4 separate regions of the Homo sapiens genome follow, and all the other regions are linked to region 1. The links are chromatin contacts, found by Hi-C or POLR2A ChIA-PET in ENCODE. All regions are on one chromosome and are shown on one strand. The core of a region is the stretch at or near the end of the contact, and the rest is flanking DNA. Distances in the headings are between cores, read along the strand shown.

Region 1 (6,458 bases), core at 1,142-3,641:
AGTTTTACATTCAGTTCTAACAAATTTAGATGGTTTCCAAGTTCAGTTAATCAGACAGAATAAATCTTCATAGAGAGAAAAACACTTTATTCATTCAACAACTATTTGTTGAGTGCCTAAGAAGTGCCAGACACTTGGAGATTCAGCAGTGACTGATACACAATGACCCCATCTCCTCCTGGCTTATGTGTGTTTGGTGGGAGGCAGAGGCAGAGGGTTAGACAGTAGAAAAGTAAATTAAAATTAAAATAATTGTAAATAAAATAATTACAACATGTTACGGTGGCTAACAAGGACATAAACAGAGCTGAGGATCTTGCATTCTCAGAATTATGAAAAGCAATATTCAATCAAGGCCAGGCGCAGTGGCTCACACCTGTACTCCCACCACGTTAGGAGGCCAAAGTGGGAGAATCCCTTGAGCCCAGGAGATCAAGACCAACAACATAGCAAGACCCCATCTCTACAAAAAATAAAAATAAAAATAAAAAAATTAGCCAGGCATGGTGGTTGTGCCCACATTTCCAGCTACTCGGGAGGCTAAGGTGGGAGGATCGCTTGAGGCCTGGAGTTCAAGGCTGCAGAGAGCTGAGATTGTGCCACTGAACTACAGCCTAGGTAAAAGAGTGAGACCACATCACACGCGAAAATAATTAAAAAACAAAAACTAAAAAACTAAAAGCAACTGATCTTTGAGAAGTGATAACTGCATTCTCAAAGTACCTAATCTCAACAATACCCTAACTTAAAACCTGCTGACTAGGAGATGTATTTGACTGCAAATCTGGCCCACACAAGCAATAATCTGAGTTTCCATCAAGGAAGCTGTAAGCACCAAGTAGAGCAAAAACAAATCCAGGCCTCAAATGGAAAAAGCAGCTCTGAATTGTGATTTTCGAAGAAACCTGCATTTCTTACACTTCAGTGTACTTTCCCCATATTTAACTCCAAGATTTTTGTTAATTTGTTTGGTTTTCCTTTCTCAAACAAAATTATGCTCAGACTGAAAACCCTAGATTTGTTCCCTATTGCATCTTCATTTCTTCCCAAACATTCCATAAAACGTGACCTACATTAAGTTAGCAAGTTAAGTCTGAAAGCGTCTACCTTCCCTGGGGAGGGGGAAGGTGTAGGCAGGGCAGAGATTTGTAGTCCAGCCCTCTTGCCACAAATTATGAATTAGAGAGGAATGACTTTGCTTTTTTAATGATCTCCAGAGAATTTTCCATCATTTCCCTCTCTTCACCCAGCTCCTTTGCAACCACTGCCAGAGAAGTCTTCCTTTAGCTTCTTAAACATCGATCCTAAAACACTTCCAGACACCTGTGCTGCTCCTTTCAGTTCCCATGGAGATTAGGCTGTGTAACAATCTCGCAAAGACGTTCCCCTCCGTCTCCTCATCCTCTTTTCAAACCCTTTTACGATTTCCCATCTCACTCAGCATGACAGTCAAAGTCCCTGTGATGGCCAACTTCTGCATCACCTAGCCAGTCTGCCACCGCCAAAACTCTCCAGCCTCATCTTTCTACTCTTCCCCTGGTTCCTTGCCCACGCCTTTACACTTGTTCTCTGCTTGGAATCTTCCCTCCCCTCCTTGAGGAACTTTCTCAAATGTCACCTTCCCTCAATACTCCCCCTCCTCCATTTAAAACTATAAACTTCCAACTCTCTAAGCCCCTAAAGTACTCTATATTTAACTTATTGTATAAACTACTGTCCCTACTTGTAAGTTCCAAGATTGCAGGGATTCACCCGCTTTGTTCACTGCTGTCTGCCAAGGTCTAGAACAGTGCAAGTTACCCAACAGGAGTTCAATAAACAGCCATTCATTTAACAAATATTTGCTGAGCACTTCGTCCCGTCCAAGTTTGTTAAATCAAGACAAATAAGACACCGTCCCTGCCTTTAACGCACCAGATGGAGAAATGCACCACAGACATAAATGTGCAATACAGGCCTGACACTACGGCCACAAGCAAGTCAAAGAACGTGCCAAAAGTTCAGAGGAAGAAGCCTCGGCTTCGCCTTTCGGGAGACCAGTCCAGCTTTCCACCATCACGCTGCTCATCAGGGACCATCTCCGGGGGTCTCCTCTAGACCCCAAGGGAGGAGCGGGTCCCGCCCGCCATTCCCAGGTCTCAGAGTTTACTTGTCCAGAGATGCAACTTCCGGCCTCTTCAGGCCGGGCAAGATTTAAGGAAAGAAAAGAAACATAAGGACCTCCGTTCTTCGGTCTCCGTCCCCTCCCCTTCCCCCGCGTGCCGTCCCCACAACGGGCCAGGACTGAACCCAACTCTCGACCAACTCCCGGCAGCAAAACTAAGCACCCTACTTCCGTTGTCCCCACCTGTTCCCGGCGTCCCCTTCGGCTACTCCCGGCGTTTGCGCAAGCGGTCCCACGTGGGCTCGGGCGGGGCTAGCGCCGCGGCGGGGGCTGGGCACGCCCCTAGCGCATAGCTGGCTTCTGATTGGCTTTCCGGTGCTCGCCCGAGCAGGGTTGGGGCGAGTGGACCGCGCCTCTAAAGGCGCTTGCCAGTGCAATCTGGGCGATCGCTTCCTGGTCCTCGCCTCCTCCGCTGTCTCCCTGGAGTTCTTGCAAGTCGGCCAGGATGTCTCAGGTACAGCGCGTGCACAGCCAGGCTGCGAAGGTGCAGCGGGCGGGAGGCCCGTTGGGGGCTCAGCCGGCTGCCAGAAGCTCTCGGGCTCTTTCCTTCCGTGCCCCTCACTTGCTCATGGGCCCATGCCTAGCCCTGATTCGTTGGACAGAGCCTTGTGAGCGGGATTTTCCGTTTGGGGATTTCTAAATCTGCTGCCCACCCCGCAACTGCCGGAAAGTTGCCCATGGGGTGGACTTCGCTGTGTAGCGGGAGAGGGGTGGGAGTCGAGGGTGCTTGATGGAGAGATGGGGGAAGGGGTTGCACGGATTGGAGGAGCGAGGAGACTCAGTCCCCATCCCGAAGCACAGGGCAGGACGTCGCGGCGGAGTGGGGAAGCGAGGAGTCCGTGGCCGAGAGCTTGGAGGTCAGGGGAAGTACGGGGCCGGCTGCTCAGAGTGCGGGACGAGGAGAATCGCGGCCCGGGGAGAGGTGACCCAGGGGCCCCTCCCTTCTCTCCAGTGTAGACCCTTGTCTGAGACCGAGCTATGTGGGGCGACCTCTGGCTCCTCCCGCCTGCCTCTGCCAATCCGGGCACTGGGACAGAGGTCGGTGTTGAACGCGCGGGCCCCAGGGGGAGGGAGGGGACCAACGGGCTCCGGCGCTGACACCGCGGCACTCATGCCCTGTCCCCTTTCAGCTGTTTCCAGCATACTGTGCCCCGTCTGTCCTCAGGCCAGGGCTTCGCTGCAGCCCCGGCCACTCCCTAGTGCCTGGCCCGGTGGTGGCCAGGCAGTTGGCCGCGCTGCTTCTCCCGCAGAGGGGACCCCCACTGGGGGCGAAGGCTTGGCCTGCCCTCTTCACTGCTGTATTTCCAGACCTGATGCCTGCGTTTGTGAGAGCTCTGGATATATGGTTTTCGATTGAATGAGTGAACTGGAGGGGCTTCCCCTTCTTGTGTTGCTGAATCTTTCTAGCTGCCCTGTTGGGGCAGGGAGGGGCAGACACACTTCAGGGGCTGCATTGCCCGAAGGGTGCCACCTTTCCCACCTCTCCATCCCCGTAACTGGGCTGTCATCAGGCCACAGTAGGATTCTTACCCTCTCCCACCCAGAGGAGGCCCTCAATCCTCTCCTCTCCCTTCCATTTAGGCTGAGTTTGAGAAAGCTGCAGAGGAGGTTAGGCACCTTAAGACCAAGCCATCGGATGAGGAGATGCTGTTCATCTATGGCCACTACAAACAAGCAACTGTGGGCGACATAAATACAGGTATGCAGAGCGGGGGTTGGAAGGGCATCTGCTCATCAAAGCAGGCTCAGCAGCTCAGACTGGAAGTCCCTGGGAACTTCACTCTCAAACTGCCTGAGGCCCTACTCTTCAGGTGGGGTATGGTGATGGTTCCTGAGGTGGAAAAGACCATGTTCCGGATTCTCAGTGTCTCCAGTAGTAACAGAATTCAAATCCTGGTTTTAGAAGGTCTTTACTGGTTATCACCAGCAGCTACTCTCTACTAGGGAAGAAGCAAAGGCTGCAGCTTGGAAAAGACTTGCTGAAGGCTCTCAGCTCAGTAGTATCATTGTTGAGCCGTTCAGCTTCTGCCCTAGATGGGCAGGATCAAAGTTGGAGCACTTTTTGGAGCACTTGACAGCCTGGCCAAGCCTGATGTCAGGAGCAGAGAAGCACCTGGTTTCTTGGGCTAGGTCAGAGCATTTCGCTAACAAGTCTGTGCCTTCCTGATGATAACTTTTTCCCTGCCCAGAAATCTTGGTGCAGATTTTGAGGCTGTGCTTTGGACTGTCATGTTCTGTAATAACATCTTTCCTGCCTTGGGCAGGTTTCATTCTGTCCCTAAGTCCCTGAAACATGGGTGGATACTGAGGCAACAGCGCAGTGCATTCTGTGCAAGGACTCAGGGTTATCATGGCAGCACAGAAGGGAGGTCTCCCCTGCCCCTGCTGAGGAAGAAGGCGAGCATGGTCCCTATTTCCGCAGTAGCTGGGGTGGAAGATGGAGCAGGTGGGCTGGCTGCCAACCAGCTGGAAGCAGGAAATAGTACCCAGAATGACAGATCACAGGCAGTACCATATCAAACCCTGGGGTTCACATGGAGCACTTAGTTGAAGAAGGTCTTATGGCGAAGGTGAGTTTTACAGTGAGTTCGTAAACTCTGTCCTTCCAGGGAGGGGAAGGAAAGGTGAAGTGGGGGAGGCCAGAGGTGCCAAGATGCTTTTCTGACAAACAGTATTTTCACAGAGACTGGCCTGTGCCCGTACTAGAGTTACCGATTTTCACATGAGTCTAGATAGACTGGCATAGGAATCTATCACTTACTGATCAAAGAGGTGTCATCGGCTCTCTCTAGGGCTGTACTATACAGCCCTATTACACGATTATAAAACATGATAGTCCAAACACGATAGTTTAGTATAATAGCCAGTAGCCACATATGACTATATAAATTTTAACTGAGGCTGGGCGCTATGGCTCATGCCTGTAATCCCAGCACTTTGGGAGGCCGAAGCAAGCGAATCATGAGGTCAGGAGTTTGAGACCAACCTGGCTAACGTAGTGAAACCCCATCTCTACTAAAAATACAAAAATTAGCTGGGCATGGTGGCATATGCCTGTAGTCCCAGCTACTTGGGAGGCTGAGGCAGGAGAATCGCTTGAACCTGGGAGGTAGAGGTTGTGGTGAGCCGAGGTCGCACCACTGCACTCCAGCCTGGGCAACAGAACGAGACTCTGTCTCTAAAAAAAAAAATTTTAACTGAAAATAGTTAAATAAAATCAAGTTTAGTCTTCATTCACAGGAACCACATTTCAGATGCCCAGTAGTCATTTCAGGTACTTGGTGTGGCAAGTGGCTCCTGAATTGGACATTGCAAATATACATGTACATTTCCATTTCCACCGCTTGGAGAGAGCTGTCGAGGAGTGCTATTCTAGGATCCTGATGATGACCACAAGGGCAGTTTGTTTCAGCTGTCCCTGGGAACACTTCCCTGAAAGCGCTCAGGGACATTTTCTCAGGCACAGTGCTCCAGGCTACGGACTCTGATTGTTCCCTGTGGCTTTGGGGCTGGGCATCGTAGTGAAATAGGACAACAGGGAGATGGTGAGTGTGTTTCCCAACTGCAGATGACAACAGGTCTATAAGCATAAAGTCATCATATAACTTAAAGAAACCTTACCCTCGGTGAAATCTCCCACAGATCAGCAAGAAATAGACTAACAATTCGGTAGAAAAATGGGGCTAGGATATAAACAGTTCATAGGAAAGGACACCTGATATCATTAATGATTAGGGAGAGAAATTGGGTAGCTAACAGCAGGGGTGAGAGAGAAACTTTATAGTATTTTCCTCTGTAGCTTTTGAATTTTAAGACATATGAATGGATTTTTTTTTTAATTGTAATTAAAGTATAATTTTTTTAAAAGAGAAATTTTGGAGTCATTTAACTTGTAAGACAAAGGCTATCTTGTAATAAGAATACTGTTCTTCCTATTTGCTCTAGATTTTAAGTTTGGATTGGCATACATTGGTTTTCTTAGGGCAGAACCCACTCTACTAGACCTATTTAACCCCATGACAGAGCCTAGAAGGAACAGGTGTAATAGAAGATGGCATTTATGGCAAGAAGGTTGATCAAGTTCTCCATTAGAATTTGAACCAGATCTAATGCCTTTTCTTCCCTTGTTTAAGAACGGCCCGGGATGTTGGACTTCACGGGCAAGGCCAAGTGGGATGCCTGGAATGAGCTGAAAGGTAATTGTTCTAATCAATTTCTCTCATTTGTGAAACCCAGTAGTGAAAGAGTCTTCATTATGAAGTGTAAGGGAAGAGGAGAGAAAACAAAGTCAATG
Region 2 (6,458 bases), core at 1,950-4,449, 8.0 Mb after region 1:
TTTTTTAGAATGTCATTGCACACTTAACAGACTACAGTATATTGTAAACATAACTTTATACGCACTGTGAAACTAAAAAAAGAAAAACAAACGAAATACATTTTGTAAGGCTATAACTACCATAGACAGTGATCAGATTCTTCTGACAGATCTGAGCAAAGTAAATTGAAAACCTTCTGGAAAGGATTCATCATTCTAGATGCCATTAAGAACACTGATGATTCATGGGAGGAGGTCAAAATATCAACATTAACAGGAATTTGGAAGAAGCTGATTCCAGCCCTCATGGATGACTTTGAGGGGTTTAAGACTTCAGTGGAGGAAGTAACTGTAGATGTGACGGAAAGAGCAAGAGAACTACAATTAGAAGCAGAGCTAAAACTTGAACAGATGAAAAGTTGCTTCTTATGGATGAGGAAACAAAGTGGCCTTTTTTTTTTTTTAAGACAGGGTCTTGCTCTGTTGCCCAGGCTGGTCTGCACTGCCACAGCTCACTGCAGCCCTGACCTCCCCTCCCCGGCTCAAGCACTCTCCCTGCTTCAGCTTCCCAAATCACCACAACCGGCTAACCTCTATATTTTTTTAATGGGATTTTGCCATGTTGCCCACGCTGTTCTTGAATTCCTTGGCGCAAGCAATCCTCCTGCCTCAGCCTCCCAAACTGCTGGGATTATAAGCGTGACCCCATTACGCCTGGACAGAAAGTGGCTTCTTGAGATGGAATCTACTCCTAGTGAAGATGATGTGAATATTATTGAAGTAGCAACAAAGGACTTAGATTACAAAAACTTAGTTGATAAAGCAACGATAAGCAACTTAGATGATAGGTGATAAGCAATTAGTTGATGAAGGGTTTGAAAGGACTGACTCCAATTTTGAAAAATGTTCTATGGTGAGTAAAATGTTATCAAACAGTATCACATGCCAGAGTGAAATCTTTCCTGAAAGGAAGAGTCCATCGATGCGGCAAACTTCACTAATGTCTTACTTTAAGAAATTGCCTCAGCCATCCCAAACTTCAACAACCACCCCTTATCAACCATCCTTACTAGTCAGCAGCCATCAACATGGAGGCAAGACCCTCCACCAGCAAAAAGATTACAATTCCCTAAAGGCTCAAATTTCTTTAGAAATTTTTAGCAATAAATAATTTTTTAATTAAGGTATATACTTTTTTTAGACATAATGCCATTGCACACAATAGACTACAGTATATTGTAAACATAACTATATGCACCGTGAAACTAAAAAGTTTATGTGACTCACTTCTTTTCCTTTATTGCAGTGGTCTGGAACCAAAGCCACAATCTCTCTAAGGTATGCCTGTACATGTACCTATAGATAAAGCAAATATGGCAAGATAACAACAAATGTTTAATCTAGAGGGTCAAGATACAAGTGGTTTACTATTACCAAATTTTCTGTATGCTTGAAATTGTTTGATAATAAAAAGTGGGAGGTGGGGGGAAATAGCTCCAATTCTATAGGGAAAGAGAAAATCAACCTGAAACCAACGCTGTAGGAAATGCAGAGTATCAAACATGACTTTATTTTAATACAGCACCTGTTAGTTTAACCCTTTGGTACCAATAAAGTAAACTAGAAACAAAAGCTCCCCCTAAAACATTGCTTATAAGACTCAGTCTCTAATGCAATCCAATTATTTAAGATAAGCCTTTAACAGCTAGTTTCTCAAAAGAGGCACATGGATAACCATTCTATAATGATATCATATACAACATAATTCAATAAGATTCAACATGTTTATATTTTAACCAAACAACAAATCAATCTGTAAACCATCCACATGTTAACTTTGTAATTTCACCTTTTCTCCACAGAGACTGCAAGACCACAAATTTTCTTCAACTTGATAATATACTAGGAAAATTACAGAGTAATATAACTGGGCATCAATAGATTTGTTAAACATTTGCAATTATGCATAGAGCTTCAATTACTCAAAGGAAATGTATCGACTTTTTTTCAGTACAGAGCTCTGGCTCCTTATTTTTTCCTCTCACCATAGTTTTAAAAAATACAAAACTCATGCTAAAATGAGAATTTTCAGTTAACTTATAAACACTGACTAGTAGCACTCCATACAAATGAAAAAGAATCACACCATCAAACTTCCTACGATATTCTACGCATTAAAATTTGACATCGAACTAAAAAAGATTGCATAAGACAACGAACAAATCACTAAATTGCCACATAATCCAGCAACAAATTTTGCAACAAGGAAATCTCAAGCAAATAACCCAACTGTGAGTTCCCTTTGGGCATCAAGGTCAAACTACAAAAGTAAATTTGTGACTTTTCAAGATCTATGCAGTTTTACCAAATGTATTTATTTTTTGTGAGAGAATAATTTTTTTCTGTCCAGTACTAGTACATAAAAAGTAAAGGTATCTGAAGCCATCTTTTAAATTTTTTTTAAAGCCAAGAAAATGATTTGGCAAAAGATATCGAAGAGCTTACGTTAGGGAAAACTAAACTGTATCTGTCTATGTGTTTAGAATTTATCCCATTAAAGAAACTGCCCAGTTAGTCTCATTTTCTAAACGTATTTATTTTTTGCAAGACGAGAAATACAGTCTTACAAAAAGACATCTGCATATTCGAACCAAGCCTTCCTGGATTACTACCTTCATGACCTTGGACAAATGCCTTAATCTCTCTGAGCCTCAAGTTTTCACCTGCAAAATGGGGCAATTTACCCACCTCATTGAGCTGGGAAGATGAAGAGAGATAATGCATGACAACTGCCGGGCGCAGACTAAGAGCACCCTAAGTGCTACCTAAATATTCCGTAAAGAGAAAAGGGGGAAACAACCTTACATCAAAAGATTACCACACTGTGACAGTGCAAAGACAAGCACTTTTTCGCTTACTGCATGTACCATTTCTGCTTCATCCCAAGACCAGATGCAACCTTTCTTCTAAAATCTCTGCAGGGTACGTGTCTGACAGCTAACACAGCCCAGCAGCCTACTTCGCGCTGACCTGGGCTTTAGGACTGGATGCAGGGGGCCCAAGGTCCGCCCTCCCGCAGCTAGGCAATCACCCAGCGAAATCTCCGCCCCTGGAGCGGCGCTTAGGCCGCCGCCAGCCCCCCTCCCGGCGCCCAGCCCGCGGCCCCCGACACACACGCGCGCACACACACACACACACACACACAAGCGCGCGCGCACGCACACACGCACGTACCGGCTGCTCCGCAGGGACGTAGAGAGCCGCAGGCCCAAGGAGGGGCCGCCCCCGCCGAGCCCGCCCCTCCGCCCCAGCGCGGCCTGTCACCGCGGCCCCAGGTCGGGGGCTGCCGCAGGGCCCCCGGGGACCGGAGGGGCGCGCGAGGAGTCGGGCGCGGGCCTTGGGGCCAGGCCCGTCCCTCTTTCACATGAAGCCCGGGCCGGGCGGGGTGGCGGGCGCGTGAATCCTCGCAGCCGGCCGGGTCCTCCTGGCGCTCCTCGGCACTTCTAGCCGCTGCAACCCCGAGGCCCGCGGGAACTGGGCAGGAAAGGAGGAAGCCGCGGGCCCGCGTCGCTAGAGACCGGAGAAGAGGCGGGAGTGGCGACTCTGCGGACAGGGGCGCCGAGCGTCCTGGTCGTTGTTTTCGTCGCCGCCGCGGGCCGTGCAACCCCCGAACGCTGCGCCCAGCGGCCGCGGCACCCTCGTCAGGCGCCGCCGCTGAGGGCAGGCAGCCCGGCAGCCACTACACACGGACCCGTGACGTCGGGCGTAGCGCGGCGCACGTCACGGCCGCTCGCTCGTGCGCGCGCACCCCTCCGCCCGGCGGTAGCGGAACCCGCCGCGGGCGCGCGCCCGGCCCAGGGGAGTGGGTCGGCGCCTGCGCAGAGGCCCGCCACGCCCACACACAGGCCACCGCCCCCACCGGCCGGACGGCGCGGGGATTCCCAGTCCTGGCTCCGCCCCGGCCTCGGCCCCGCCCCCGCCCCTGCCCCGGGGCAGCCTGTGCTGTTCCGTGTGCGCGGCGCATACGCACCTGGGTTGTCTCGAGCCTGCGGTAGTGGCCAGATCCCAGACATCCGAGTAGATCCCGTGAAAAGGTCTCCCACGTGGGCTGTGGACAGGGCCCAAGGGTAGCAGAGCTAGCAGAGGCAGTGACGGACTGTGTGGCAGGTCATTTGCAAGGAGAAAAGCCGTCTGCCTCTTAATTTGTGGCTCAAGTTTCAGAATTTTTTTCCTGAGGGACTTTAGAAATTACTTCAGGCTTGCCACCTAACCTTAAACCACCCCCTTGGAGACTGGCTAAGTGTTATTTGTGTTTTCTGTTTAGTTCTTATCACCATCGATACTTGGTTATGACTGGTTGTGTACATTGGTTAGCCCAGCAAGTATTACTTCTCCAGCTTAACAGATGTGGAAACTTAAGCCCAGAGACATGAGTTGACACCCCACCCCCAAAGCTAGAGTCTAAAACCCTTTCTTTCGCTCCTCATCTCCCACAGGATAAAATGCAAATTAATCAGACTAGTGGTGAGGCCCTCCGTGGTGTGACTAACCTGCATCCCGACGTTTTCACCCTACTTTGATCCAGAAAGCACCTTTCCGCCCCATCTCTTCTCCTTTCCTTAAATACCCCTTACAACTTCCTGTACCATTCTTCCCTGTTCAGCTTCTTCTTGGTTTCTTCGTACATTCTGGATCCACCCCTTTCATGCATATTCCAGACCACATTTCCACTGGAGCAGTTGAAATGAGAGAGATGGGAATGGGACTCACCCGAACCAGAGGTAAGGAGCTACCCAACTTGGGCTCTGAGGGTCAAGGGAGCTGGCACTTGTGGGGCAGAGACTGAGGGAGAAACTGTTGTGTAATGTCAAAATATCTCTGGGTTTCTTCCAGGAATTTTTATTACAGACCCATTAACAGAGGTGTCAAAGTCACAGGAACAAGGATGTGCACCTCAGAAACACAGAGGTCAGTGGAAAATCAGTTTGCTTCTATTTGTTTAAAAAATGGGGGACTTATGCATAAATCTAAGACCTTCTTGAATCTAACATTCTAAGACCTGTATGCCACAGAAAGGAGGGTCTCAGAACGCCGGAGGATAGTATTTAAATCTTAAATATCTATATTGTTCTCCACAGTTACTGGGTCACCACATAGCAGGCATTCAATAAAAACGTGTTTGTTTACTAAGTAATCTAGAGATAAATTTTTTCCCCTCATAGTGCTGCTCATTTCTCCACTCCCTTCCCTCACTTACCACCCCGGGGACTTCATTCACCTCTGGGTTCCTCAGAAACATCCCGTGGGTATAGTTATAGTAGCTATTCTTTCTTTTTCGCCATTCTCCTTTTATATTGGTGACTTTTCCTCTTGCTTAGATATTAAATCTCTGACATCTTTGGTTATTTTAGTATATATGATTACAAATTAGTGATATTGGGATTTTTTTATTGATGAAACCATCATTCAATGAATATTTTTTTGCCTTCCTACTCTGTGCCTGGGATTGCAGTGATAAAATTATATAGTCCCCACTGCCCAGGAACTCAGAATCCTGTGAGGAAGGCAGACAGGTAAATGGATAATGATAACACACTGTGACCTGCATCATGGGAGGGATGTGTATCAGGCACCACAGCAGCAAGAGGAAGATGTCACAGGTGTGTCTGGGGAAGTGAGAGATGACTTCAGAGAGGAAATGTGGCATGTTCCTTTTCTGTTGCTGCATAACAAACTGCCACAAACTTAGTGACTTAAAACAGTGTCTGTTTTTTAGCTCCCAGTTATACAGATCAGAAGTTTGCACAGGGGCAAGGCTGAGTTCTCTACTCAGGGTATATTGCAAGGCTGAAATCAAGGTATCAGCTGGGCTGACTTTTTATCTAGAGGCCCTTGCAAAGATCTTCCAAGCTCATTCTTCTTTGGGGCACAATTCAGTTTCCTGTGGTTGTAGGATTGACATCCCTATTTCCTGGGCCTGCCTTCAGTTCCTAGAGGTCACCTGCATTCCTTGCCACATGACCCCTTCCATCTTGAAAGCCAGCGACAGAGACCTTCTTGCGTGCCAAACATCCTCCTACATCAGATCTCTCTCTAACTTCCTCTTTTGCTACCAGCCAGAGAAAACTCTCTGCTTTTATTTTTATTTATTTTTTTATTTTTGAGACAGAGTCTCACTCTGTCGCCCAGGATGGAGTGCAATGGCGCAATCTCGGCTCACTACAACCTCCGCCTCCCAGGTTCAAGTGATTCTCCTGCCTCAGCCTCCTGAGTAGCTGGGATTACAGGCACCCACCCCCACGCCCAGCTAAGTTTTGTATTTTTAGTAGAGACAGGTTTTCACCATGTTGGTCAGGCTGGTCTCGGACCCCTGACCTCGTGATTTGCCCACCTTAGCCTCCCAAAGTGCTGGGATTACAGGCATGAGCCACTGCACCCGGCTTTTAGAGAGTTCATATGATTAGATCAGGCCCACTGAG
Region 3 (6,458 bases), core at 1,957-4,456, 7.3 Mb after region 1:
AAGCAAATATTCGTAAATGCATAAAAAAGACTAAAGGTAAATAACCTTAATGTGCTGGAGATTGCAAGCAATTCTTAGGGTTTAGGTATCTTTTTGGCTTTTTCTTTTTTATTTTTTCTTTTTGCACAAAGAGCATGTGTTACTGTGATGAGGGGCAAAACCTTTCATTAAAGGCCCAAGCAACATCTACCTACCACCATCTGTAAGGGCTCACCCAGGAGACAGCAACAGCAGCAGGGGACCGCCAACTCCACTCCCAATAAGGAACTAGCACTGAGGATTTGGAAGGCAGTTTCCCATGAGCAGTTTCTTCCCTGAAGAGGAAGAGAAAATTCATCTCCAGGACTGGATCATACCATCTCACATCTTGGAGGGCTCTGCAGCTTGTATCAGCCACAGACAGTCAATGAAGACACAGCTAGAACCGTCCATCCCGGCTGCACTGCAGAGCAAGTTCTTGTCACTGTGCTGAACTTCTGGGTTCTCATCTTTACAATGGACTCTTGGCAATACTCCGTTTAAGAGTATTTATGGGAACTAGACAAGATAAGAACTGGTTTATTATTGCAAGATATAGCTGAGTTTTTTTTTTAACTTCATTAATAAATATCCAACACATGAAGACACACTAATAATACATTTCTTGACTTATGTCAGACTGTTACCATATAATTAAATTTTTCACATAATTATTTTCCCTTCTTAAGAGTCATTTATTTAACATTAGACACTTTCATAGTTAAATTTTCTAAAATATGTCAAATGTTTCCCTGTTAGCTAATTTGCTACACACTAAGACACACTATTTACTTTCTTTTTCAAATGACTTGGGGTCCTTACTATGAACAAAGTATGTGTTAGAGGAGGAAGGGGGCCAATATCTTTAAGTAACTCCAGTGTACTCTCATTGTAATTACCTCTTTAATTATTATCGAATATATTACTCACAACAGCCTAACTTTGCAGATTGCTCCAATTTCCAGGCTGAGAAAAATGAGGCTCAGAGAAAGAAAGTGAAATGCTGAAGGTTACGCAGCTAGTAGGCAGTAGAGTAACTAACCCAGATTGAGTTCCAAAGCCCTGTGGTCTTTAATAGCGCAAGGAACTGTCACATCCTCCAGTGATGGCTGGAGCTGAGATTGCTTTAGTTCTGTAACAAATGCTACTTCGTTCTTGTATCTGACCTCTGCAGTTTGTGGGGCTTTCAATTTTCACTGTTTAGTTCGTTAGTTTATTAATTTTTGGCTTATTTTCTGTAAGGAATTCTCTGCAACATTTTGATGCCTTCAACCTGTCTTACCCTAAGAAATTAAGGAAATCTCTTATGATTACGTCTAAGGCCAGTAGGTTCTAAATGAGTCTGTAAAAGTGACTTCTCTAAGTGTGCTGCAATGACCTAATGACTTGTCCGTTGTTACCTGGCAGAACTTTCTGCTTCTTTCCAACTTTCCAGCTGCATTTCAGATAATTAAAGTTATTTTCTCTCAGGACAGAGGAGCGGGACTACTGTTCCACGTAGACGTATGTGTATGTATTACCAAAAAAAAAAGTTAAACTGTTAAAGTAATCACGGGTGCAGTGGCTCACGCCTGTAATCCCAGCACTTTGGAAGGCCAAGGTGGGTGGATCACCTGAGGTCGGGAGTTCGAGACCAGCCTGACCAACATGGAGAAACCCCGTCTCTACTAAAAATACAAAATTAGCCAGGCGTGGAGGCACATGCTGGTAATCCCAGCTACTCGAGAGGTTGAGGCAGGAGAATTGCTTGAACCCAGGAGGCGGAGGTTGTGGTGAGCCGAGATCACGCCGTTGGACTCCAGCCTGGGCAACAAGAGCAAAAACTCCGTCTCAGAAAAATAAATAAATAAATAAATAAAAATAAATTAATCATTACTCATTGCTGTTTATTAAATGCCTTTTCTGTTCCCACTGTGATTCTACAATCACTGCCTCTGTAAAACCCCGGAATGCAGGTGTTCTTGCCTCCATTTTATAGATGAGGAAATCAAGACTCAGGGCTTCCCCACCAGGCCAAAGGCATTCTGTGAGTAGTTTATTTCAATTCAACATGGCTGTGCTGCACATGGCAGTTGGAGTAAAGATCTATCAGCATCGGGGGTTCTTCATGATCTAACTAAAGTGAATCATGAGTGCTTTCCCACTGCGTCAAGAAGGCCTGGAGTTTGTGCAGCCCGGCTAGAGGTGAGCAAAGCCTCTGTGTTGCAAATCTCCAGGGCGCAGCCTCTCATTGTATTCAATGCAGATGACAGTCCCAAAGGCACCGCCCATACATTGTACAGACAGCTGGCCTGGCTCTCCGGATTGTGCAGGATAGGCCTTAATGGCAGAAGGTAGGGGAGAGGTGGGCGTCACAAAAGTGCTTGGGGAACTATAAAGTAAACAATGAAAAGCAGCACAGGAAGGTTCAGACATCACACAGGAGAAGCACAGGGTGTTCCCCTGGGTGGGGATTTAAAACAAGGGCCTCAAGTTCCCTGCCCTTGTCTCTGGGCAGAAGGGGCAGATAATGCTATGATACATTTTTTGTAGGTGGTGCCATTTGACTGCATTTAACCAACAAAGGTATGTATCGAAATCCACGTGGAGATTTTCATGGCAAAAGTAGAGCGAATTCACAAACTGCACTGTGTCTGGCAGCTTCAGACAAAAGCAATGGGAACAAATCACGACTCTTGTCCAGCAATTCTTCCTGTTTTGGAATGATCTTTGCTCAACAGCCCATCCATGAGTACAGGGCCCCCAAAGGCCAACAAGACAGGGACTCTCTCCAGGGACAAATGCCCCGCAGCTGAGAGAGGCCGCCCAGCTATCCAGCGGCCGCGCAGCCAGCCAAGATTTCAACACAGGTCTGCCCTATTTGGTCACCATCCCCGACAGTGCTGGGCCAGGCCATCATGTCACATTGGGGAGTTTTCCCTGCACTCCAGGGGGAATTCTCAACCACAACCTCTGTATCCGGTAGTGGCAGATGGAAAGAGAAACGGTTAGAAAAGCGTGGTTCTTGCGCAGGAAAGTTGGAGCAAAGAAGAGTTCAGAAGTGGGCGGGTGTGTGTTTAAAAAAAAAAAAGGGGGTGGAAACCCCACCAGCCAAGTCTGCAGAAAAAAAATAAATGAAGTCTGCCTATCTCCGGGCCAGAGCCCCTCCCCTCGGCCCGCGCGGGAGGAGTGTGACCCAGGTGCCGCTTCCTCTCGCCGCCGAGGGTCAGGAGCCCGGGAGCGCGACCCTCCCCCGGCCCGGCCTGGCCCGGCCTGGCCAGTCCCCGCGGTCTCTGCCCGGGCTGACGCCCAGGAATGTGGTCGACGAGAAGCCCCAACAGCACGGCGTGGCCTCTCAGCCTCGGTGAGTACCCGCCGTGGGGAAGGGTCCTGGGGACCCACTGGAGGCCGCGGCCCGCAGCAGCCAGGGGCCGAGCCACGGCCACGGACGCCCTGGTGTCCCGGTCCGTGCCGGGCCTCCAGGCGGAGGAGGCGTCCGCTGGGCTCAGATCCCCGACTCCAGCCCCGGTTCCCCGGCGCCTGGGCTGCGCGGAGTCCCTGTCCCGCGTCCCGGACCCCTACGCGCAGCCTCCACGCGCTCCGAGCTGGAGAAGCCGCCAGCCCGCCCTCCCAGGGCGTGTCGCCCGCTTTCTGTTTCTTTGTGCGGGGCATGTGAAATGTGTGGGGCCAGAATTGTCTCCCTAAAGAACAGTTAGGTGAGAGTTCACATCACAAGTTGCTTCTGTGCTGCTCCCCAGCCAGGGTCCGACCGGCCAGGCTCCGGTGAACTCCAGGCAACTCCAGCCTTGCCCAGGGACTTGCTCGCTCCGCTGGGCGCCGCAAAGGCACACAGATGCGAGGGAATCCTGCGGCCTGGATCCTTTGGGGATTTGTAATTCCTCGCTGCTGGTTTTCTCTTTTAAACCATCACGTTTTCTTGCTGAGAGGAAATCATCTGTGATGAAAGTCTTTGTAGATGCTTGGAAACATTGCTGGGCCTCTCTCTGCCCTCTTCCTCTGCCGTTGGACTTTTGCAATAAAAACTACCATTTGATTTTACCAAAAAACGTAATGTACATCCCTCTTACCCCCACCCTGCCGCGGTCTGATTCTTAGAGTCTGTCAGAGAGGAGATACCCTGAGCCTATCATGTGACAATGATACCTTATTGATATGATAATGATATGGGTATTGGAGACACCAACTCTTTTATAAGTCTTTGAAATCCAGGGGGTTGTGAGGCCTCACCCCTCACCCCGCCTGAGCTTGGAGCTTGGCGTGGAGGAGTGCTGCTTCGGTCTACGTGTGTACACGGCACTCCATGTGCCTGTGGTTGTGCTTGCGTCAGCCTGGGAGTGCGCAGGCATCAGTGGTGCTTGGGAGCGAGGCCCCTCAGTCTGCACTGGGATCATCTGCACTGCCTATAAACAAGGCAGCCTCTCTTAGCTCCAGTTTCCTCATCTGCAAAGTAGGAAAGTAGGAATAATAACAGGAGATAACTCATCCAGCAGCACGAAGTGCGTATAAATGTCCCGGCACGGAGTCTGACACATCCTAAGTGCTGGATCCGTGCTGGGCATGTTTATATAATTGCACATGAGACTGTGGTTCCCGGAGCACGTAACTTGAGCATATGTTTATGTGTGTGTATACGGCAGGTCCTGGGTTAAAGGGACAGGAGCCACTGTCATTATTCCAATTCAGTCACTGAGGAGGTGAGGCTGAGAGGCATTCTCATGTCTGAAGAGGATGGGCTTGCCTGACCCCCGCCCCCGTGCCCAGCCCAGCCCAGCAGCCCAAGCAGTTCTCCAGGACTCAGGTTTCAGACCTTCAACACTTGCCTTGGGAGACAAACAGCGGTGCAGCCCTTGCTTGCAAGCCATTCCACATTAGACTTCGGATTGATTTATGGCAGGATCCCTGCTGTGCGAGAACTGCAGGGGGGGTGGGGGGCGGCTATTTCTTGCTGCTAACTCAGGCAGGATGTGTCTATATCCTGTCTCAGTTTATGTAGCTGCTCATCAGAGCCAGAGGTTAGAGCGGAGAGGACCCACTTCCGCCAGGCCGGCCTGCTCTGCTCAGCTCAGCTGGGCTAGGCCCCAATGCCACAGTTACTGCGCGTGAGTCATGCACAGCAATCCATTGCCTTGCCCTTGGATGGAAGGGGTCAAGGCTCAGTGAGAAGACGGCCAGGTTTGGCAGCTTTATATAGAATTCACCGCCTCTGGCAGAAGCAGAGGATTGCATTAAGTGCCAAATGAAATTCCACCTCAGCCATTGCTCAATTCCTCCAGATGTCACTGGCACTGGGAGTCACATGATGCTGGTGGTCAGCAGCTGGACCCTTCCAAGGGTGCCCGTGGTTGGGCAAGTATTTCTGGGGACTTGCAGAGCTCCCTGGGGAGCAAAGGGTTGTGAAGTACAAGGCATTCTGCGCTTGTGGTGGGAACAAGTGAACCCATCTGCAGTGAGTAGGAAGAGGTCCCCTCAACAGAGGTGAGAGGTTGGGCCAAGTCAAGTCAGTTTGCCTCTTCAGGTGGCAGACCTGTATGTACATCTATGCCTCAAGTGCCTGTCTGAGGCCACAGCCAAAACATCTTCCAGTAACTGAGCATACCCAGTGGGCCAACAAGCACGCTCTAAATACAAAACCAAACAAACAGTAAAGTTAACAGTGAATGAAGAGTTAAAAATAGGAGAAAGACACCTTCTCCCTACCTCAATGGCAATTACTTTATTTATTGAGGATAATCCTTCTAGAAGTAAATTTGCTGATACAAATATTTCTTATTTTACATAATAAAAATGCATTTTATATATTTTACTTCATCTTGTTTTTTTTCCATCAGAATATCTCTTAAAGGTTATACCTTGTTATTTTCTTTAATCAGTTCCTCTGCTGATGGGCATTTAGGCTGTATGCAGACTTCATTTAATTTTTTTAAACCACACACAGCAGTCCTGTGACAATGAGTAAGGAGGATTTTACATGCATGTGTCTGTAAACTGTTAGGATAAATTCTCCCACCTCAGCATTTGATTTCTGGGACAAAGTGTGTATTCATTTAAAATGTTAGTAGATCTTAAGAAACTACCCTCCTAAAGGTCACACCGGTTTCTCATGCTCACAAATAGCCTATGAAAGTCACTATTTCCCTGCGTCCTCACTCACACTGCATTTTTTATCTTGGCCAAACTGAGAGGTAAAACAACAAAACAAACGCTGTCACTTTGGAATGAGCCTCTGTAATTAAGTGAGACTGAGCATGTTTTCTTACTTCCATAAGAGGTTGTATTACTTTTCGGGGAAGTGTCGGTTGATGCTTTTGTCCATTTCCTGTCAGCACCCCACCCCCGTGAGGAAACGTGCCCCAGAAGTGAAAGGACATGTCCTCATCACATGACGAGTGAGGGGCAGAGCAGAGGCCAGAGCAACATCCGTGCTGTGGAGTCAGCCCTGG
Region 4 (6,458 bases), core at 1,509-4,008, 5.6 Mb before region 1:
TTTCTTTGAGGTAGAAGTACAAAATGTTCATCTAAAAGAAGGTTAGAGAAGAGTTTTAAAGCAAAAAATATATGGTCTATTAGATTCCAGAGATTAATTCTGAAAAGCATAAAAACTTATATACTTGGCCAGGTGAGGTGGCTCACGTCTGTAATCCCAGCACTTTGGGAGGCCGAGGCGGGCGGATCATGAGGTCAGGAGTTTGAGACCATTCTGACCAACATGGTGAAACCCCGTCTCTACTAAAAATACAAAAATTAGCCTGGCGTGGTGGGGTGTGCCTGTAATCCCAGCTATTCAGGGGGCCGGGGCAGGAGAATCCCTTGAACCCGGGAGGCGGAGGTTGCAGTGAGCCGAGATCGCACCATTGCACTCCAGCCTGGGCGACAGAGCAGAGCAAGACTCCATCTCAAAAAAAAAAGAAAAAAAAAAAAAAACTTATATACTCATAGGATACAATGCCAATGTCAATATTTACTTAGCTACAATATGAGACCTGAGTATTAAACTGCTTCTTTTGAAAATTAGGTTCATTTTATAAATGCCAGTTTCCTGCTGTATATTCGCCTTAAAATTGCAACGTAGAAGTTGAAATGCAGACTTCTGAAAATAAAAGTTGCTTTTTATAGGGATCATTAACCAAGCAGAATAAAGTATACAAGTAGAAAGAAAAACTAGCTTGCAAATTCAAAATGCCACATTACTACCAATAGGTCATCAATAAAGACACAATTTAACTGAAGGAAACTGTCAAGATACAATTTAACTGAAGGAAAATTATGAGGTATACCATGCATCTTATAATAAGGTTTGAGTCAGCAAGCATAAATGTGGATGCAACCACTCATGGGCATTGTAACAGTGACCTATACATGAAAACTCATTATTTTTACTCATTTGTCCAAAAGCACTCTGAACCTTCTACTAAATGGTGACATTGTTTTGCATCCTGACAGTTATTTCACTAGAAAATAATATTTACAGAAAGAATTTGAATTTAGAAAAAAAGCCACGAGTTACACTTTCAAATGTAAGAAAATATGCATAGTCTCTCTAAGTAACCCTCCCTAAAAGATACAAGAAAACTGTATGAAACAATAAAAAGGATCATCCTTTCAGTTTTAACTTCAAGTGGCAATAATTCAACGTTTTTTAAAAATTCAATAGTATTTAAGATACTGCTTTTAGAAAGCAGGAGATTGTAACGGCTAGAGTTACTACAGGTTAAGAGTTAACATTGTGGCTGTAATGTAACATCATTCCTGGACCAAAGGTACATACCGAAGTAAGTTCAGAGGAAGCAACCCATATCACATCAACAAGCAGAAGAATAACAATCCCAAGAGCCATTCGCCTGCGCTGAGTGAAACCACTGTTCTGGGAATTCATTCGGTTCATGACAAATACACACACCATTTGCAGTCTGTTTTTTAGAAAATACAGATCACATTAGAGATGATTTTAGAAAAACAACCATTAAAAATGAGAACATTAGTATAACAGAAACATTTGACTTTTGTTAGCTAATGTTCAGTGTGAAAGTTACATAGAGGATAAACGTGGAATCTACCTTGTCTTAAGAGCCCTTCTGAGATCCTCAAGAGCAATGCCGGAAAACTTGGCAGATCTCAGTCTAAAAGGAGGTGAAGAACTCAGCACCCCTAAAAACAACCATGAAATTATGCTATGAAAACGTGAATAACTCAAGGTAAGATTCATCACATCGTTTTTTACTCTTCATCTTCAAACTCAAAGCAAATCAATGAAAAGGACCAAAATGTGTTAAACATACTTGCCACCTTTCTCAGTACTTTCATGGTATCCACTGCACGCTTCAGATTATACTTAGAGAGATACGCGATACGGGGCGGGCAGGGAGGGGGAGTAATATACAACATACGGCACATTTAAGAACAGTTAACTACCAGAAAATAGCTTCTCTGAGTTTCACAAATACGGAACTCCATTCACCTCTCCATCCAGAGGAATCCATCCCTGGGGACAGCGTCTAGACACTGTTTCTAAAAGTGTCTTTTCTGTCCCTGATCTGCTGGAGTGGAATTTGGTTATCGGAGAGTAAGTGATTTGCTGTGGGTCTTGAAGGCACCTTTCCAATCTCTTCAAGTGGTAAAAGAAAAGGATTCTCCATGCTCCTCCACCCACCTCTATCAAAACATCCAGTCATTTTAAAAGAAACAGCTGGGAAAAGAAATCATCCTTCTGTTTTGGAGCGGGGAAGACAGTTAAGGCAGCGACGCCTCCCCGGGGAGCCGAGGCGAGGGCGCACGCACGGCTTCCTCAATTGCCAGCGGTGGGCGCAGGGCTCCGGCGCCCCTGTCAGCTCCCGCTCCCTCCGCCCCTAGAGACCTTCACGGTTTCGGTCAAGGCGCTCCTGCTGCCACCGAGGGCAGGAGGTGGTGCTGCTGGTGGGCACTCCGTCCCGGTTTGGGCTCCGGTGATGTCGGGGCCCTTCCCTGCCTGCCTACCTGGCCTTCCTGCCCCGCGATGGCGTCGTGGCGGCACCATGAGCGGACCGGTCAGGCCCCGCAGCCGCCCAGCGCCACGGCCGCGGCCTCGGACTCACAGAGCTGTCACCGCGCCTGACATCGCGCCGCACTGGAGGCCCAGCTCCTGAAGACGCGGTGCCCCTCAGGGAGAGGCTCCCGACACCACCCAACTCCACTCGGCCCAGGAGGGCGTGGAGCGGGTGAGGGGAAGGGACGGCACAGTCAGCTATGGCCGCGGAGGCCCGGAGATCTGCTCTGGCCCCGGCCCCGCCCCCGGCTTGCCCTCCGCGCGGCCCCGCCCCCAGTCCCCAGCCCGGAAGCGGTGGCGCGCGGGTGACGTCATAGGGGCGCGACGGCGGACTGCGCGCGGTCGCGTATGCAGCGAGGCTTGGCGGAGCTAGGGGAAGTAATGCGAGGCTCTGGTCGCCGAGCGAGGGCTCGCGGCGGCGAGGCGAAAGAAGAGAGAAGATAGGAAGAAGGGAAGTAGGGCGAGGTGGAGGAAGAAGAGGAAAGCGAGCGTGGGTGTCTGGGGCAGAGCAAAGGACGAGGGAGTGGCTAAACCTCCGCCCGCCTTAGAACGAAAGCTGGCCGTTCCGTTTCACAAACTGCGAACCTGAAACTTCGGATATCCCTTTCTCGATGACAGCCGAAACGCAAAGTGGCTTAGAGTACTTTTGATTCTTGAAACCTTTTGTATATAAACAAGATCTCAGCTCTAGGAGTTACAACCTACATCCTAGGCCAAGCTACTTCAACTTCTCTGGTCCTCGGTTTCCTTGTCTACGATAATGATAGTACCTGCCACATTGGTTTTTTGTGTGTATGCTAGGATTGCATGAGTTTACATATGTGAAGGACGTAGATCAATTCATGGCACATAATAAGAACCTCACAGACGTCAGCAATTTTTTGTTCGTTCGTTTGTTTTGAGACAGGGTCTTTCTCTGCCACCCAGGCTGCAGTGCAGTGGCACAATCACAGCTCACTGCAACCTCTGCTTCCCGGGCTCAAGCGATTCTCCAGCCTCAGCTTCCAGTGTAGCCGGGACTACAGGCGCAAGCCACCAATGCCCGGCTAATTTTTATATTTTTTAGTAGAGACAGGGTTTCGCCATGTTGGCCAGGCTGGTCTCGTACTCCTAGTCTTAAGTGATCCGCCCGCCTCGACCTCCCGAAGTGCTGGAATTACAGGCATGAGCCCTGCCAAATGTTGGCAGTTATTAAACTGTATAGATTTGTTCCTTAAATATTTTGACTATTCCATGAGAAAGGTTTGTCCAGCATCTTGATTTCTATCTACAAAACAAAAACAAGACTAAAGGGTTCAGTAATTTAACATCTTGGTCAGATGGCGTGAAGAAATTAAATTTTCTTACTCCTATAGTCGCGATGTAGTGTACCTCTTACCTTTTAAGTCTCGTTTCAGTGAAGTTGAATGCATATTCTAGCAACTAATAAAACAATACCAATGAACATTTTTTAATTGATCGAATCAGTTTCAAACTATCAGCATCAAACACCTCTAATAAGTCATTCAGAAACCTATTGTGCAGAGTAAAAAAAAAAACCAACCAGGCCGGTCGCGGTGGCTCATGCCTGTAATCCCAGCACTTTGGGAGGCCGAGGCAGGTGGATCACGAGGTCAGGAGATGGAGACCATCCTGGCTAACACGGTGAAACCCCGTCTCTATTAAAAAAATGCAAAAAATTAGGCGGGGGTGGTGGCGGGCGCCTGTAGTCCCAGCTACTCGGGAGGCTGAGGCAGGAGAATGGCGTGAACCCGGGAGGCGGAGCTTGCAGTGAGCCGAGATCGCGCCACTGCACTCCAGCCTGGGCAACAGAGCGAGACTCCGTCTCAAAATAAATAAATAAATAAATAAATCCTTAACCAACTACTTGGTATTACTACTTAGGGGAAATTTGGTTGCAGACATTAATCACATTAGTCTGGCACCAGTTTGTTTTTTATTTCATTAGCATTCTTTAGGGTATCAGCCCATAATACGCCTAAGAATTCTTTATGCTACATATTTGATGTATAGTCTTAAAAAATAAGAGCATTATAAATCTCTCTCAGAATCTAAGAGTCAGGAAAGCTGGATACCAATGCTTTATCTGACTACAACTTGTTATGTAATCCTGAGGATCATTCCACTCTCTACTGTGCCTTAGTTTCTTCTATAAATATGGGTTTCTGAATTAAAATATTGTAAATGATAGTACTTTGTTAAGTTACCATTATTACCACCTGTTTCCAGACCATCTGTTAAAGGACAAGCTGTGGATATTCTTGTAACGGATAAAGTAATTCTGGCAGACTGTCTTCAGCGAGTCTCAAAACATAGTTCAACTTCCATTAATGTCTTTTCCCTGGGTTCTTTAAGGGAAATTCCACTGGACTGCTGTAACATAGGCCCTAGTGTGTTTCTGTGCTTTGGCACCATCCTGAGCATCTCAGGCATTCCTTTTTTCATCCTTATTTCTCTGTGTTACCCAAGGCTAAATCTTCAGCTGTATAATTTCAAAGATAAGTTCCACAAGAGCAAGGATTTTGGTCTATTTTGTTCTTCACTATTATCCTCAGCATCTAGAATAGTGCTTACTATTCTCTAGCTGGCAGTCAATGTTTGTTCAATGAACTTGAACATCCTGCTGTCTCTTGATCTTTTCCTCATACTTAATTCCTTTCTGAAGTCTCCATTTCTGTCATTTAGTAGTGAGAAAAGAAAATTATTTTTATCTGAGGAATGTAGTTATTTTAAACTGTCAGGCCCAGAGGGACATTAAAAGGAGACAACAATCACATCCTACTTCTCCCTTGTGCTATGTATTCATCTCTTGAAACTACTTGCTTATGCCACAAGTAGCTATAAATTAACCTAATGTCCCATTGGACAGTATAACCCACATCCTATAGCTTAACAATGTAACCAATCACTAATAAATGTTATTTCCATAAACCAATAAGAATTTCTGTACACAACGTGGTATCAGCCCACTCCTTGTTCCCTTTTTTGCCTTTAAAGATTCCCTTGTGGGCCAGGCGCAGTCGCTCACGCCTGTAATCCCAGCATTTTGGGAGGCCGAGGCAGGCGGATCACGAGGTCAAGAGTTCAAGACCAGCCTGACCAACGTGGCGAAACCCTGTCTCTACTAAAAATACAAAAATTAGCCAGGTGTGGTGGCACGCACCTGTAATCGCAGCTACTCAGAGGCTGAGGCAGGAGAATCTCTTGAACCTGGGGGTGGAGGTGGCAGTGAGCCGGGATGGTGCCATTGACTCCAGCCTGGGCAACAGAGCGAGACTCTGTCTCAAAGTAAATAAATAAATAATAAAGATTCACCTGTGGTGGCTGCTAATGGTGTGTATATTCAAGGCAACTTGAATATATGCTCCTAGGTTGCAATCTTCAAGCTTGACCCAAATTAACTCTACTTATATTAATTTTGCTTCAGCTTCTTCCTTTTAGGTCAACAGAGTAGCACTATTTTTCTAAGTCCCACAGGCTTAATCTTTTAATTTTATTAATTTCCTCTTTACTCTTCAAAGTCGATCACTCTTGAAATTTCTCAATAGCAGGCCCTGAAGATACATAAGGTGTTAAGTTCAATGCCTTCCAAAATAATCCCCCAAAATACACTCTAGAGAATATAATTTCCCCAGTAAGGTGCATGTGTCACAGTGTGAATACAAAAGCAAAATCATATGTGTGTACAGGGCAGTCACTAACTGCCATATATCAGTCTCAAATAGTATAATTCAAATCCCAGCCCTAATAAAATTATAAATGACTATATCTTGAGTCTTTGGGGGTATAAATTAATAATTGAAACCACCTATAATAATTCTGTAATTCCAAGAGCAGAAATAAATGGAGAACACTCAAATGAGTACAAGCAAAGGATATTTATTCAAAGCTTGCTGTAGCAAAGCAGTCAGCCACCATCACTT

What was found. Hi-C counts contacts between places; a loop is a spot of excess contacts on that map. ChIA-PET counts read pairs that join two places held with the same protein, here RNA polymerase II (POLR2A). Pooled maps may share reads with other maps.
Region 2: a map with no recorded cell type shows a loop between it and region 1 (14-fold over the local background). The contact joins the promoter of MAP3K2-DT here to the promoter of C2orf76 in region 1. A Hi-C loop is called at or near these places in 2 of 37 single-sample maps with no recorded cell type and 7 of 50 pooled maps.
Region 3: a map of CD4-positive, alpha-beta memory T cell shows a loop between it and region 1 (19-fold over the local background). The contact joins the promoter of GYPC here to the promoter of C2orf76 in region 1. A Hi-C loop is called at or near these places in 3 of 168 maps with a recorded cell type or tissue (CD4-positive, alpha-beta memory T cell and naive thymus-derived CD4-positive, alpha-beta T cell) and 11 of 50 pooled maps.
Region 4: a loop to region 1 is called in a map of naive thymus-derived CD4-positive, alpha-beta T cell, with 12 times the contacts of the local background. The contact joins the promoter of SLC35F5 here to the promoter of C2orf76 in region 1. A Hi-C loop is called at or near these places in 1 of 168 maps with a recorded cell type or tissue (naive thymus-derived CD4-positive, alpha-beta T cell) and 9 of 50 pooled maps. POLR2A ChIA-PET finds 5 or more read pairs at or near these places in 1 of 52 experiments (activated naive CD4-positive, alpha-beta T cell).

Annotation. Positions count from the first base shown.
Region 1 is chr2:119,364,443-119,370,900 of GRCh38, forward strand. It overlaps C2orf76 (chromosome 2 open reading frame 76), which reads right to left and starts at 2,392. Exons shown (of 6, transcript NM_001322331.2): 1 at 2,348-2,392. It overlaps DBI (diazepam binding inhibitor, acyl-CoA binding protein), which reads left to right and starts at 2,535. Exons shown (of 4, transcript NM_001079862.4): 1 at 2,535-2,618; 2 at 3,746-3,863; 3 at 6,298-6,360. The coding sequence starts at 2,610. RefSeq lists enhancers at 1,966-2,225, 2,596-2,925, 3,456-3,655 and a silencer at 2,346-2,495.
Region 2 is chr2:127,384,239-127,390,696 of GRCh38, forward strand. MAP3K2-DT (MAP3K2 divergent transcript) reads left to right here and starts at 3,200. Exons shown (of 4, transcript NR_187129.1): 1 at 3,200-3,314; 2 at 4,643-4,760; 3 at 4,873-4,947. It overlaps MAP3K2 (mitogen-activated protein kinase kinase kinase 2), which reads right to left and starts at 3,737. Exons shown (of 17, transcript NM_001371910.2): 1 at 3,214-3,737. It overlaps LOC124906074 (a long non-coding RNA gene), which reads left to right. Exons shown (of 4, transcript XR_007087227.1): 3 at 1,286-1,317; 4 at 1,842-1,923. RefSeq lists a silencer at 3,157-4,026.
Region 3 is chr2:126,652,952-126,659,409 of GRCh38, forward strand. It overlaps GYPC (glycophorin C (Gerbich blood group)), which reads left to right and starts at 3,207. Exons shown (of 4, transcript NM_002101.5): 1 at 3,207-3,361. The coding sequence starts at 3,313. RefSeq lists enhancers at 2,857-3,146, 3,940-4,779, 4,237-4,486, 4,677-4,906 and a silencer at 3,237-3,606.
Region 4 is chr2:113,753,884-113,760,341 of GRCh38, forward strand. SLC35F5 (solute carrier family 35 member F5) reads right to left here and starts at 2,759. Exons shown (of 16, transcript NM_025181.5): 1 at 2,487-2,759; 2 at 1,571-1,661; 3 at 1,282-1,423. The coding sequence starts at 2,526. RefSeq lists a silencer at 2,685-2,914 and enhancers at 3,125-3,304, 3,485-3,534.